3 separate regions of the Mus musculus genome follow, and regions 1 and 3 are each linked to region 2. The links are chromatin loops, found by intact Hi-C in ENCODE. Cell type or tissue: left cerebral cortex. All regions are shown on one strand.

Region 1 (5,000 bases), 410 kb after region 2:
TCTCTGACTGCGCCCAGCAGAGATGGTTCCTGTATCTGTAATGGTGTGTGTCACTGGCGGCCTGCTCAGCATTACCATATCTGCAATGATGTGTGTCACTGGCAGGATTGTCCTGTGTCTCTCATACTGTCTGCTCACTCCTCCACGCTCCAGGTAGGCATTCCCTAAGTGTTGAATGAATCTGGGATGATGTGGTTGGGAGAGATGACTTTGCAAATCTCACTGAGGGGGAGGCTTATGGAAACTATGAAGGGGTTGCTTAAATTCAGAAAAGGGGGCAGCCAGCAACAACCGAGGAGGAACTTGAGCTGGGCTCGAAGGATAAGAAAGCCCAGGTGTGGTGTTAGTCAAAAGGACACAGTGAGTGTCTGTAGCTGAAACGGCCTCACACTGGGGCATGCAACATTTTGAAGATGTCTTCAGCATCACTTTAGTTAGGACGTTGAAACCAAGCAGAATGAACCAATTGTTCGTCAGTATCAGCTGCTCCATTTGGCAAACTCCAGCCAGAGCCATGGACAGCCACCCATGGTGATGACTGTAACAGGCCCTGGTGGTGGCTCGTTGCCACACTCAGGCCCTCCCTCAGGACGTGGCATCATTATCACAGCTTCATGCCTGTCACTCCCATTCTACAGATCATTCAGCAGAGGATCAGAGAAACAGCTTGACCTGTCCCCACCCCGCTGGTGACCTTTGCCTGGTCACCAGCGGTGGCAGGCAGCAGCGTTTGCTGTCACCTCTCCAGAGCAGATTTGACATAGAACATTTCAAACATGCACAAGCAGGGAGAGCGGTGTGCCAGATCACCTGGCCGGCTCCCGGCAGCACCGGGCCGTCTTGGATTTTTACATTTTTATGCTATGTGTTATTGTAAGGGTCAGAAAACAATGTTCAGGAGTCTCCTCTCCCACCACGCCTTTATCCACTGAGACATCCTCTTGTGCACCTTGAACTGATGTGAAGAAAATCTCTTGCATTATATGACATCATCAGTAGACTTTGGTCCTCCTGGCAGACGTATCCTAGGCTAGGGACACCCCCATCCTGCCCCTCTCTCACCCACTCTTCCAAACACCCCGGTATTTGGGCATAGATGTGGGTCATGAGACCACTTATCCTAAAGCACTGACCACTGAGTAGCTAACTGCTCTGAGTCTTCTATGCCTCTGTGCCTGGAACCTCTTCCCTCAGTCTGGCTTTTCTGGAGACAGAGACAGCTGGATATTCTGGTCTTCTGCCTGATGGGATTGTTGCTGTGAGCACAAGTCTTTCTAGACCAGGTTGGCCCTAAACTCACACTCCAGCCTTAAGTCCTGTTCATTCCTGCTTTGGGGCAGGGGAGGAGGGGAAGTCTCTGCCTGGGAAGAAAGGACTCTTTGCCCTTCCCAGTCTAAGAGCAAGAAATGCCGAAGAGACCAAAGAGAGCTAAGTAAGTGTTCTCAGTAGTTTGGCCAGAATGGAGGTGCGAGAGTGGGGTACGGGGAGGGCATACAGTACCTATTATGGCCAGCAGGTGTCACCTAAAGACTGAGCACTAAAAACCTGTGGGCAGTATGGGTAGTAACCGTGAGGTTTTCTTTCAGTTTCAATCCTACCAGACCTGGGAGAACAGAATGAAGCTTCCCTCCACTCCCGTGCAGATTTATCTTGATTGACCTGACGCTACTTGGATCGCAAGTGAAGCTTTCGTTTGAAATGTGTTTGCATCAGACCCTAGGGCCAGTCAATATTCCTGTTCTACAGACGAGGAACCTGAGGCTCTGGAAACCAAGCGGTTGCTGATGTTACACAGACACCAAAGGGCAGAGCTTGGGGTCCACAATAGGGTGTAACTCTAGTCTCCTGACTGTTCTGGACACTGTGCTGAGACATCTCCCTGCTGGCCTGGTCTTCAGGAGACCAGAGGTCACAGTTGTCCTTGGCCCTTGGGAAAAAGTAAAGGGACAAGATGCTCTAGGAGCGGCAGGAGACCTACTGTTATCTGAGGGCATCTCCCTCCAGCTCTCAAAGTCTGCTTTTCAGTGAGAGGGTTCACCTAGATCAGAGCCAAATCCCACTTACAAGAATGAACACAGACACACACACATGCTCGAGCACGCACACACACACACACATGCATGCACGCACGTGAGTCACACACGTACGCGCACTCAAATGCATGGATTGGGAAAAAAACAGCCCCAAGACTTAGATGTAAGCAGTATCCCATGGTGCTTGGGGGCATTTGCCCCAGGGGATCCTCTGTAGGTTTCTCATGTGCTTTTTAAAAAATTATTTATTTATTGTATGTATGTACATGAGTACACTGTAGTTGGCTACTCAAATCCTTGATTAAAGACCTGGGTTGATCTTGCCTTGTCTCTCACCAAGTCCCGTTCTGTTTGGTAGCGATTGATGGCGTTGTTTAATATCCCTGATCTCACTCAACCTAATAATGGGGCTTATAATGCTCATCTCACAGATGAGGAAACTGAGGCACAGGACTACGGAAGGATTTCCCTGTTACTGTCCAGCTGATGGGCTGAGACCTACCTATCACGGTCTGTTTCCACACCGCGTCCCATCTCTGCCGTGCAGGATCTGGGGGAAGGGAAGTACTAAGTCCAGATGACAGCCATGTTTCTAGACCTGCTTAGATTGGGGTGATGATGAGAGAGTCTATGCAGACAGTGACATCAGGGTTCTGCCCCATTTGGTGAAGGGTTGGGCGAGCAGGAGCTTACACATGGCCAGGAGGTTGAACTGTCATGTCCACCCCCCCCAAATGGATGGTTGTGGAGGGCAGAGTGCACCTCTCCATCTCTGGGGAGTCTACATCCCAGCTTTCCCGGCTCCTGCTGATCACATAGTCCTCAGTGAACCTTGAAACTGAGAAGCTGGTTATGTGGCGTCCCCTTGTGTCTAAGGACAGAACAGCAGCACTGGAGGCTGTGCTGAAAATTGGCCTGATTCTCTACCATTCAAAGTTGTGCTCACAGGCAAGATGCAACCTGTTCCGTCCCATCCCAATTGTGTACATATCCAACTCTGAGACCTCCCTGAAAGGACACACAGTGTCTTCCAGCCTGGGCTTCTTGCTCTCTGATATGTAGGCAGAGCTCAGGGGAGGGTTGTTTGCTGTTGCTGTGGTAAAAGACAACCGGAGACAGAAAAGGGTTTATTCAGCTTACACTTCCAGGTCACAGTCCACCCCTGAGAGAAGTCAAGGCAGGAACCTGGAGGCAGGAACTGAAGCAGAGGCCATGGAGGAGCTCTGCTTACTGGCCTGTTCCCCATGGCTTTTGCTCAGCCTGCTTTCTTATGCAGCCCAGAAATGATCCCACCCACAGTGAACTGGGCCTCCCATATCAACCAGTCATCAAGAAAATGCCACGCAGACATGCCTACAGGTCCCTCTTCCCAGATAACTCTAACTTGTGTCAAGTAGACAAAAAATTAACCAGCAACACTCCCTGAGGCACATGGGCCTAATTTCTGCCACTGCATTGCCAGAGCTGTTAGGGTCACAGCGTGGGATCTAACCCACTGGGCCACCCGTCCTCAACAGGTCTACTGACAAATGATCACAGAGGAAAGTGACTACATAGAGAGAAGGAACAAGGACATCCAGGGCCCCTCCATCTGCTCCAGAGGTCCTGACATGAAGTTAGTTCTAAATAGACAGGAAGAGGAGCAAGCCACTGATCATCAATGCTAGACTCAAGGAAACCTTTTCCCATATCCTCCTTGGTCTCAGCCTATGTGGTGGTTTGAATATGCTTGGCTGAGGGAGTGACACTATTAGGAGGTACGGCCTTGTTGGAGTCGTTTTGGCCTTGTTGGAGTGGGTATGGCTTTGTTGGAGTGGTTTTGGCCTTGTTAGAGGAAGTGTGTCACTTTAGGGATGAACAATGAGACCCTCCTCCTTACCACGTGGGAGCCAGTCTTCTCCTAGTAGCCTTCAGATGAAGATGTAGAACTCTCAGCTGCACCATGCCTGCCTGGATGCTGCCATGCTCCCACCTTGGTGATACTGGACTGAACCTCTGAATCTGTAAGTCAGTACCAATTAAACGTTGTCCTTATAAGAGTTGCCTTGGTCATGGTGTCTGTTCACAGCAGTAAAACCCTAACTGAGACAGACTAGTTGGACCACAGATCACCCCCCTCCTCCTCAAGGGAAGAAACTAAGGGCTCTGGCTGAGCGGCCAGAGACCCAACGAGTGAAGACATCTCCCCTATACCTTAGCTCAGTCTATCCCTGGGACCTGGCTATCTTGAAGGTGGGCTCATAGGGCACTGCCTCTTTGTCATCTCTGGACATCATGGTATCCTGAGAAGAGGGGCCGAGACAGAACGCTCCCAAATGATTAAGGGGAGGGGTCCAGGAAAGCTGGTAGTCTTGACTCTTAACTTGGAAATAATGCCTATCGCAGAGTCACTGGCCCAGGGTTTCAGTGGGTTTTGCTGGTTCCCAAGTGTCTTAGTTAGAATTTCTTTCTATTGTTGTGACAAAACACCATGACTAAAAAGCAAGTTGGGCAGGAAAGGGTTTATTTAACTTACACTTCCATATTGCTGTTCATCACTGAAGGAACTCAGATAGGGGACAAACCCAGGTGCAGGAGCTGATGCAAAGGCCATAGAGGGGTTCTGATTAATGGCCTGCTCCCCATGGCTTGCTCAGTCTGCTCTTATAGAACCCAGGACCACCAGCCCAGAATGACACCACCCACCATAGGCTGGGCCATCCCCACTGATCACTAATTGAGAAAATGCCTTACAGCTGGATATCACGGAGGCATTTCCTAACTAAGGCTCCTTTCTCTGCAATGACTCTAGCTTGTGTCACGTTGACACAAAACCAGCCAACACACCAAGACTCAGAGGATGAGCTGAAGGCTAATACTGGGAAAGGCCTCAAAGACACCCCACCTCAGTGAGCCTACACACCACCGACTCTGCCCCAGACCCCATGCCTGCACAGCCCTCCTTACCCCTATGCCTTCCTCTAAAGC
Region 2 (5,000 bases):
CACACTGACACGCTTGTGCGCAAACAAAAACAAAAACAAAAAAACAAAAAACAGGTTTCAAGATGGCTTGCTAGTACAGGCCTGTAGTGCTAGCTAACCAACCCAGTGAGTGAGACTATAAACATCCTACTGGCTTGTCAGCTGATGTCTCAATTTTGTGATTTCCCCTTTCCTTCTTAATTTGTTTGGTAAAATGGTTTGTATTTCTGAATACCAACCTTGGGAGAAACTGAATAAAACATATATCCTTCATCTGCATGGTGATAATTCCATAGCCTGCCATATTTTTTGAAGACTATTTTCTAGCCCTTTTCCTGAAGGAGAAAAGTATTTTAAGGGATAACACTTCAGGGGGCCTTTTTATGTGCCTCAGCCTGGCCTGGAATGTAATTTTACTTTCATTTTATTTCATTTAATTAACTAATTTATTTATTGAGACATAGTTTCTCTTTATAGCTCTGGCTGTCCTGGAACTCACTCTATAGACCAGGCTGGTCTTGAACTCAGATATCCACCTGCCTCTGCCTCCTGAGTGCTGGGATTAAAGTCGTGCACCACTACCTGACTTGTTTTGTTTTATTTTTATTTTTTTAATTAAAAAAATTTTTTTTATTTTTTAATGCTTTTATTTATTTATTTATTTATTTATTTATTTATTTATTTATTTATTATATGTAAGTACACTGTAGCTGTCCTCAGACACTCCAGAAGAGGGAGTCAGATCTCATTACGGATGGTTGTGAGCCACCATGTGGTTGCTGGGATTTGAACTCCTGACCTTCGGAAGAACAGTCGGGTGCTCTTACCCACTGAGCCATCTCACCAGCCCTTTTTAATGCTTTTTTGTTGTTGTTGTTTCGAGACAGGGTTTCTCTGTGTAGCCTTGGATGTCTTGGAACTCACTCTGTAGACCAGGCTGGCCTCGAACTCAGAGATCTGCCTGCCTCTGCCTCCCAAGTGCTGGGATTAAAGGTGTGAGCCACCACTGCCCAGCTCTTTCTTTCTTGAGGCAGCAGCTCACTATACAGTCCTGGAACTGGATATGTAGACCTTGCCAGTCTAGAATTCATAGAAATCTGCTTGTCTCTATCATTCTTTCTCCTCCTCCTCCTCCTCCTCCTCCTCCTCCTCCTCCTCCTCCTCCTCCTCCTCCTCCTCCTCCTTATTTTTGACTTTTTCCTGACAGGGTTATTCTGTGTTACAGCCTGACAGTCTTGGAACTTATTTTGTAGACCTGGCTGGACTTGAACCCACAAAGATATGACTGTCTCTGCCTTCTGGATGTTGGGAATAAAGGCTTTGGGATTCAGTGTGGTTCAGTCACCACTATCTAGCTGCTTTTTTCAAAAAATATTTTATTCTTTTATGTGTTCCAGTGTTTTGCCTGCAGGTATGTCTGTGTACCACATGTCTGTGTTCACATGTGTTTGCCTGGTGTGGGTAGAAGCCAGAAGAGGTGTTGGATCCTCTGGAACTAGAGTTTCTGCTGGTTGTGAGCTGCCTCGTGCTTGCTGGGAATCAGACTCTGGTCCTCCCGCAGAGCAGCAGGTGTTGGCAGCTGCTGAGCTGGTTCTACAGCCTCAGATGGCAAGTCTTGTGTATAGGAAGCTATGGGCAGTGTTTAGTTATGTCTGATATAGTCATGATATGGCATCTCTTCTATGTCTGGTCCAGTGGCCCCTTGGGGACACTTTTAAAGATTGTGATGATAATGAGGAGCAGTGATTTTTTTCCCCATCTGTGGTGAGAATAAAGGAATTGCAGAAAGATTTGACGTTAAACATGAGAAACACATCCTGATGTCTGGTTTGAGATCCCTAGTAACAACACTCGCAATTTCTCCTTGTCGGCTTAGACTCTAGCGGCGCAGGACTCGGTTTTAAATTTACAATAGTAGAGTGGGAGAGATGATGGTTCAGCCGTTGAGAGCACTGTTGTTCTTGCAGACGACCTAGGTTTGGTTTCTAGCACCCACAAGGTGGCGCACAACTGCTTACAACTCCAGTTTCAGGGGATGCAGTGCCCTCTTCTGGCCTCCATGACTATCAGGTATAATGTAGACAAAACATCCACACACTTAAAATTTTTTTTGAGACAGGGTCTCACTGTGTAGTCCCAGCTGGCTTGAAACTCACTATATAGACCAGGCTAGTCTCAAACGCACAGAGATCTGTCTGCTTTGTGCCCCAAGTGGTGGCATTAAGGGCTTGTGTTATCAGATCCCGGTCCACGTATAATACATTAAAAGGAAAAAGTTAGTAGGCAGCTCTCTTGACAACCGAGTCATCTCTCCAACCCCTTCATAGTTCTTTTATTAAGGGCCCAATCAATAGGTTGACCACTGATAATCACTGTTGTTCGCGTGATTTTACTCGACCTTTACAAAATGATGGTCTATAAATGATTGTTAATTTTGCTTAATTAATAGTAATAGTAGATTATTATTAATATTATGAATGCTTCCTTTCGTCCGCGGGAGAAATTCTCTTATCTACCTTCAGGTCTCTCTTTTAACCTCTTTGTGGTGGGAGTGGGATTGTGCTTATTCACTATTTTGAACTACAACTTTCAGGATGCAACGGGCAAAGCCTCGTGGGGGAACTTCAACCAATCCAATGCCAACGCTCTCAGTCAGCGACCTATTGGCTCTTGGTAGAGGCGGGCCTCTCAGTTGCTAGGCCAGTGCCTTTCCGGAAGTGGTTGCTGGTCGCTGCAGGGCAACACCCCGGCGTCCCTGGAAGCGGGGAGCCGGACACCCCGGCGTCCCTGGAAGGTGGGGGGCCGGGGTGGTGCTGGGGAGGAGGCGCAGAGCCATCCTCCCGGAAACCCCGGATCGGGGACAGGTGAGATCTCGGAGCCAGGCTTGGTGGCGTGGCAGGAGTTTGCAGGGAGCTGAAGCGTTGTGAGGTGTTGCTGCGCGGGAACTAAGCTGGGAGAGAAGAGCCCTCCGGCGTGCGGGGCCTGGCTTTCTAGCCTCTCCTGAATCTACACCCTACCGCCATTGCCCAGCCCATTCCTGGGCTATCCCAAGTTCAGCCAAGCGCATGGCATCTTTCGGCCAGCTGGGCAAGAGAGGAGGTTTGGGGTTTTCTTTGCACTGATTCAGGAATCTACGCCCGGAACCGCTGCCCTCTTCTTGGCCTCGGTGACTCGCCCTCGCGCGTCTGCCAGCTCAGCCCTCTGCAGGCCCCTGCATGCTTTTCTCTGCACTCCATCTCTGGATTGCGACTAGAGCCTCCAGTTACCGGTTGCTCTGGGAAGTACTTGCTGCCTAGCCAGATACCTTACTCGAGCTTAGATGTGCTTGCGGATCATCTCCAACCCGCACCCCCCCCCCGCCGCCCCCCCCCCCGGACCTTCTATCAATGTCTCCCATGTTTCTTGTCTCAATGGAGAACTTCCTCAGTCACTTAGCCCACTCTACGCTGAGAATTCATTCCGCTGTCTGCAGTAGTCATCTGGCATGCTTCAGATTTCTTGGCAGTCGGCTTCTTGGCCTAAAATCACAGTGGACTGGCTGAAATCCTCTCTGCTTTCTCTCTTCTCTTCCTTCACCTAGCTGCGAGACCCTGCTATTCTCCTGCCCTCAGGATTAGCCGCTTTTCATTCAGGTAGCCACTGGCTTGGTTCATAATTTCTTGGCTGCGCTTTCAGAATAACTGCCTCTGATTTTGTCCCCTTTTTGATTGGTTCTTGTGCAGCTGTCAGTCACCTTTCCGAACGGTAACTCTCACCACCTCCAACTTTCTTTATGAAATTCCCATGGCAGCCCCTTATGAAGTCCTGTATACAGCTAAAGCCCTCGCAAGCCCGGACTCGCTGCTCCTTGTCCTTCATTCAAGCAGTCTCTGTATTTGATAAGTGGGGATAGTAAACCTCTAGCTGAGAGGCTGGGGTGGGATGGTGGCGAATAAAGCCCTTGGTACAGTTCTGCCGCATACAAGTGTTCCGGGAAGTGTGTGGTTAGTCCAAGTTTTTGTTGTTATAATTAATCCTTACCCCATCAAGCACATTTGCTGTGCTTGTGCTCCCCCCTCCCCTCCCCCTCATCCCTTCCCCCCTCCCACACTCGAATACTCACATATACACAGATACACACACACACTCACACACACATACACAGACACACACACACTCACATACTCACATATACACAGATACACACACACTCACACACACGTACACAGACACACACACACTCACATACTCACATATACACAGACACACACACACTCACACACACGTACACATCCACACACACACTCACATACTCACATATACACAGATACACACACACTCACACACACGTACACATCCACACACACACTCACATATGGAGTTGTTGTTTTGCAGTACTAGGGATTGAACTCAGGGCTTTGCACATGCTAGGCAGGCCCTAGTAGCCACTCCGTCCCATCAAGCTGCTTTGCTTCTGTTCATGGCGTTCCTTCTGCTTTAAATGTCCTTGCTCTAGGGGCCGGTGAGATAGCGGTGAGATAGCTCAGTTGGTAAAGTTTTTTTTTTTTTCTCTCTAAGCATGAGAACCCGAGTTAAGTCCCTTGTAAAAAAAGCCAGGCATGGTGGTTCCTGCTTGTGGTCTCAGTGCTGGAGACATAAAGGTAAGGGGATCCCTGGGGCTGGAGTTACAGGTGAGCTGCACCCCACAGAATCTAACCTGGGTGCTGGGAACTGACCTTAGGTTCCCTGGAAGGGCACCAGGCGCCCTTACCTTGAGCCGTCTCTGCAGCCCCAGCCACTCTGATTTCCCTCCTTCCACTCTGGCTTCCGTTTCAGCCTGTGTGGGAAAAGTGCTTTTGAACGGGCAGCTCTGTAGGACAAAGGCCGAATCTGCAGCATGGCTTTGGTTTCTTTCCTTCCTCTTCAGCAACATTTCCAGTACTTTCCTGATTGCTGGCGTCTCCTGCTGCAGGGCCTTTGCATGTGCTGCTGCTTCTGTTGTTAGAACGTGCTTCCTTCTCTGTCAGTAAATACCTGTTCAT
Region 3 (5,000 bases), 78 kb before region 2:
TGTACGGCCCAGCTCAGCCCCCCTGTGCCCAAGATGTCAAGCCCACCTGCCTCTGATAGGCCCATGACCTGGGGAACCAGAAAGAAGATGGCTAATTCCAGCCAGAGGCAGATGGGCAGGCCCAGGTGGGCATCCAAGTGTGGGACTTTCTGCCTCCCTTTCGGCATCAGAACAGCAGGCTGCAAACAAAGGAAAAAGAATCAGCAAAAAAAGGCCAGCAGCTATAGGAAACTCAGAGAGTGACTAGGTCCATCAGTGTGTTCCCCTTGGGAAGCCCAACACGCCTCTTTCAAGTGGTTAGTCACTTGATATTCATAGTCTCTTTCCCTCCCCTACCAAGTACATTTGTCCCTAAGCAAAATGTTAACCCCCAGGTAGAGTATGAGCCAGGGCTAACCCCAGTGGATGACTCCTACAGCACAATGGCCCATCCCTTGGTGCCCCCAATAGCCTGGCATCATCCAGGTGCTTGCTTTGGGCTGCTCATTCAGTTACTCCAAGTACATATCACTCCCATGACTGACAACATCAGGACCCCTCCTCCTCCTCCTCCTTCTCTTCCTCCTTCTTTTTTAAAAACATGATCTCACTATGTAGCTCTCTCTGGCTGTCCTGGAACTCACTATGTAGACCATCAGGCTGGCCTCAAATTCACTGAGATCCACCAGTGTCTACCTGGGATTACAGGCATGAGCCATCACACCCAGCTCTATCTCCCTCTTATTTACAGACAACATAAGTCTTTTTCCCAGTGGACTTCTATCTCCCATTGTGGAGCCATTCCTACCTGGGCTCTCTGTGAAGTTTAGGTCCTGGCCTGGGTAACCATACCACACTCATCTTGTGAAAATGGAGGGAGATGTCACCTTCACTGTGAGCAGTGAGTGTCGACTGGGAACACAGCTGCAGACCTGTGGACCCCAAGTACAGAAACAACAACAAAAAGGTGTCCCACTAAAGCCAGCAAAGCAGAAACTAAAGTGAAGGCCAGGCCTGACCAGTGACCAGTGTTAAATGTCATTTCCAGGGATCTAAAACAGGCCACAGACTAGGAGACATTCATCACAATAAGGCCACACCAATACAGAACCCAGATACCCCACTTCTTAACCTATCATGTTATTTTCATTTGCTTCTTTAAGGGCTTAGCAAGACCTAACTGTCAATCAGGGAGAAAGCCAGATAATGGAAATAAAATGTAGTATAAGTGCATGTGGGTAACTGGGAGAGAGGAAATGACTGGCAAGAAGGACTAAGGAGCTGGCCCCGTCTCACCAAGTTGGATTTTCAGTGAGGGCACAGGCTCCAGCCCTGTCTTCAACCACTCAAAGGGGAAAAAACCCCACCAAATTAGAACTTTCGAGCAACTGTGGGGGCAGGAACAAGGCACATGTGGGGTCTTGAGCTCATTTAAAACTCACTACTGTCTACCAAGCCCACACTGCAGCAGTCTTGGTGTCCAGACATACACTTGGATGGTACCGACTTAAAACATTCTGGAAAGACTGTTTTACCAAAGACTCCTTGGACCTCCCTTCCTCTGTATACCAGGCTGGCCTGGAACTCAAGAGAGCCAGCCTGCTTCCGCTTCCAGAGTGCTGGGATAACAAAGGTGTGTGCCACCAACATCCGGCTTAAACAAGCTTTCTTTATATAATAAAGGTTGGCTGAGAACTCTTGCTTCCACCCCTTTACTGCTGTTATTATAGGTGTGGGCCACCATGTCCTTAAGTTCCATGGCATATTTCCTATTACATTCTTCCTGCCCCTGGGGCTGCTTCAATTTGGCCCAAGATACCCAGGTGTCTTCCCTAGTCTGCATATAAGTAAATCCAAAGTCTGGTTTGATAGCAGCCATCCACTCAGGCAGGCTCCTACAATCTCTGTAGGTTCCAACAGAGATTTCTGGAAGAGAAACCGAGTTTTGTTTTTGTTTTGTTTTGTTTGTTTGTTTGTTTTTTTCTCCCTGTGGTCCAGAGGCACAGCAGCACTTATTCTCAGACCTCTGAGCAAGAAATCTTAAGCACTTTCTGAAAATAGACTCCCATCACCCTCAACTAAGGTAGACGGGCACCTTTCCTGCTCAAGATTCTGCTCTTAAACCACCGTCCTTCAAGCCCCGCCTCCCCACTCACAGGAACCAGGGTCTGTACAGAGTGAGTTTTCTGATGCCCCCACTCCCACGCGGACTCAGCTGCTCCGTGCAATGTGCCTCTCTCTCCTTAGGACCGATGCTGTCCGGAACCTACGACCCGGAGACCCGGTCCCTCTGGGGTCGCCCACGCCAGGACCCAAGGTGCCCTCAGCGAAGGACCTCCTCCGCAGACGCCGACCAGCCCCGGTCCATGGTCCCCCGTATATCCGAGGTCCAGCCTCCACTACATTTCTTCCCGACTCACCCACAGCCTCTGTTGCTACTGTCGCTGCTGCTGCTGCCGCCGCAGCCCCCACCCTACGGAAACTCTCGGCTTCCCCGGAGCCGGAGGCGCCACTGACAGCGACATCACTTCCGCCCGGCGCCGCAGCCAATCAGCGGCTGGGCCTGCGGCCTCTTGACCAGCGGGCCGAGCTCCGGGCGCTCCGCCGACAGCTTCTGTCACAGGCCCGTGAGGGCTGTGGGAGTTCCGGCGCCTCGAATCCTCGTGTCCTCCGCCACAGGACCCCCTCCGCCACAGGGCCCTCGTCCTTCATGGCGTCCTCTGTAAGGACCATCCCGGTTCCGACCTCTAAACACCCCTCGCGGCTCTTCTCCGTCGGACTGCCATAGCCTTGACTCTTCCCCATAAACTCCTCAGAGAGGCTCTCGCCTCCATCCGGCCGCCGTCTCTCTGGCCCGCGTGTCCCTCGGGCTCCGCTTGGGTCTCAGGGCTGGTCCCCTCAGCGGCTCCGTTGTCCGGTCGCTGTCCGCGCCTGCCGCCAGAGGGCGCCGTCGGTGGCGGCCGCTCACCCCGCGGGTTCCGCTCCTCTCGCCGCCCCGGCCTCGCCCCCTTGCGCTCGCGCCGCCGGAAGTGGGAGGTGCCGCGCGCGGGCCAGCGCTCGACCCCTCCCCCAGGCTTGGCCGCCCCCTCCCCCGCTCCGCCCGCTCAGGTGCGTCCCTTCCCTCCCCCCCGCTTGGCTCCCCGGGGGCGCGGCGCGGGAGGTGTGTGCGGGGCGGCGCGCGCGGGTCGGGACGGCGGGACTAGGGGGGCGCGGCGGAGGAGGAGGGGGCGGCGGGGAGGGGGCGGCGGGGACAGGGGCGGGAGCCCGGCCTGGGAGTGGGACGGGAGCTGGCGGCCGGTGAGGACGGAGGGGAAGGGGTGGAGGTGGCGCTGGCCAGTGCCAAGGGCCAGCGTAGCGGCAGCTCCCTGTGAAGAGTGGCGGTGACCACCCGGCGCAGCTTCCCCCCATTGTCCCCTTCTGCGTCGCCGCCTGACTGGTGACCATCACTGCCTTGCGGGATTCCCTTGGGCACACTGGGCTCTTGAGCCAGATGTGCGACCCCACCCCCCATCCCTCTCGTTTGGGGCTCTAGCTGCGGAGTTTCACGTATGACCCTTGCCCTAAGGTTTTCGTTTACTGGGCATCGGTGACCCAGACCTTGTTCCCTGTTGGAGGCAATGATCTCGACCCTATTGTAGGCAGACTGATTGCATCCGAGATGCAATAATGGCGTTTCAGGGCCCATTTTCACCTAGGAGCTTTTTATTATGAGAGGAAACTGAGGCACTGAGCTGTGACTATTGATTCAGCCCGACTCGGTATCTGCTCTTGTGCATTCTTCTGGGTTCAGAGATATTCTATTCATGGGATGCTGTCAAAATAAAAGCAGGAATGGGAACTAATCCTACTTTTACCACCTAGTTTTTCTTGTTACCATAGAAGGCCGAGTTTATTTTGCAGCAAAAAAGATGCTCTTAAAAATAAAAATGTAAAAAACCGTCTTCTTGGGTTCCCTTACTTGAGTTACCATGTTTTTCAACATCTCCCTTTTCTCCTGGAGTAACTGAGTAGTAGCCTGTGACTCAATGGTAACTTGTTAGTGGGGCGTTGGCAGATACCAGACATTCCCATCTGTAGGAAAGGAATACTGTCAGGCTAAAAGACACCCCACAGAGATGGTCCGGGGTGACTTGTTCTTGGAAACACCTCACATAAACCCTATCACTTAAATTAATAGAGAATGCTTTGACTGCAACAGCCAAAAGGGATTTAAACATATTATTGAATCTTGGCCAAAAAGGTCAACTTTAATAAATGGAGGTAGGTATGTGGACCATTCAGAAAATTCTTATCAGATTATCGTCTGTTTGGAATGACTGCATTTCTGTCCAGAACAAAAGTAGTCTGCCTTATGTTTATGTGTATGACAGCGCCTGAGGGCAGTGCTGACTGGGACTTATGGCCGGAAGTGGCTCTTTTATTGCCCTCCTGCAGAATACTCTTTCTTAGGTGTTTGGAGGAACTGACACAGTGGGCATTATGCAGAGGAAAGCTTTCAGCTTTGTCACCTGTGTCCTTTGGTTTGTTTCTGAATGTCCAGAGTGCAGATGGCGGCCTCTGAGGTAGCTGGCCTTGGGGCCGGTACCCCGAGTCCTTCGGAATCTTCTGCTTTGTGTGCATCCAAGTCCGATGAATCTCTCCCAGATGGCCTAAGGTAACTTGCAGACTCTTGAGGAGAAAGCTTACTTGGGTAAGGGGCTTTTGGGATGGGCTTCTGAGCATCTCTTCTTTCCTCTTTGGAGGTCTAGTGACATTTCTGCAGATTAAGGGTTTTTTCCCTCCTTCAGATTAATTTTTCTTTTTAAGTAGAGACTGCTTGGTTTTTGTACGGTATCCTACATGTCAACTGATACCTAGGTAGGCATGCTAGGTTAAGACAGTTATCAACACATCATAAATGTATATATTTCCTTGATTTATCCTATACCAACTCTTTGTTCATTTAACTATTCTTGTGTGTCATGCTCTTTTTTTTTTCTTGTTTTAGACAAGGTCTCCCTTTGTAGCTCTGGCTGGCCTAG

What was found. Peaks named below come from ENCODE experiments on the same cell type or tissue, not always from the same donor. Only the 100,000 strongest peaks of a DNase experiment are listed, where the experiment ranks them.
Region 1: a loop joins it to region 2, with 3 times the contacts of the local background. A loop is called at or near these places in 7 of 42 quality-filtered maps.
Region 3: it touches region 2 in a loop (6-fold over the local background); 3 of 42 quality-filtered maps call a loop at or near these places.

What each region holds. Positions count from the first base shown.
Region 1 is chr9:45,413,982-45,418,981 of GRCm38, reverse strand. It overlaps 4833428L15Rik (RIKEN cDNA 4833428L15 gene), which reads left to right. Exons shown (of 5, transcript NR_040732.1): 4 at 1-153; 5 at 1,587-2,356. Among named protein-coding and RNA genes, the nearest start is that of Fxyd2, 10 kb to the right of the region's middle. In left cerebral cortex, CTCF peaks have their summits at 553, 1,507 (motif pointing right) and 2,903 (motif pointing left); DNase peaks (open chromatin) are centred at 522, 1,515 and 2,881.
Region 2 is chr9:45,826,345-45,831,344 of GRCm38, reverse strand. Cep164 (centrosomal protein 164) reads left to right here and starts at 2,682. Exons shown (of 30, transcript NM_001081373.3): 1 at 2,682-2,843. In left cerebral cortex, a CTCF peak has its summit at 2,006 (motif pointing left); DNase peaks (open chromatin) are centred at 1,995, 2,652, 3,133 and 3,443; H3K4me3 peaks cover 1,693 bases; H3K27ac peaks cover 500 bases.
Region 3 is chr9:45,904,439-45,909,438 of GRCm38, reverse strand. Rnf214 (ring finger protein 214) reads left to right here and starts at 2,528. Exons shown (of 14, transcript NM_178709.5): 1 at 2,528-3,087; 2 at 4,520-4,633. The coding sequence starts at 4,527. Pcsk7 (proprotein convertase subtilisin/kexin type 7) reads right to left here and starts at 2,870. Exons shown (of 17, transcript NM_008794.2): 1 at 2,400-2,870; 2 at 788-911; 3 at 1-179. The coding sequence starts at 167. In left cerebral cortex, CTCF peaks have their summits at 2,685 and 2,900 (motif pointing right); DNase peaks (open chromatin) are centred at 2,901, 3,495, 3,668, 3,972 and 2 more places; H3K4me3 peaks cover 2,627 bases; H3K27ac peaks cover 1,892 bases.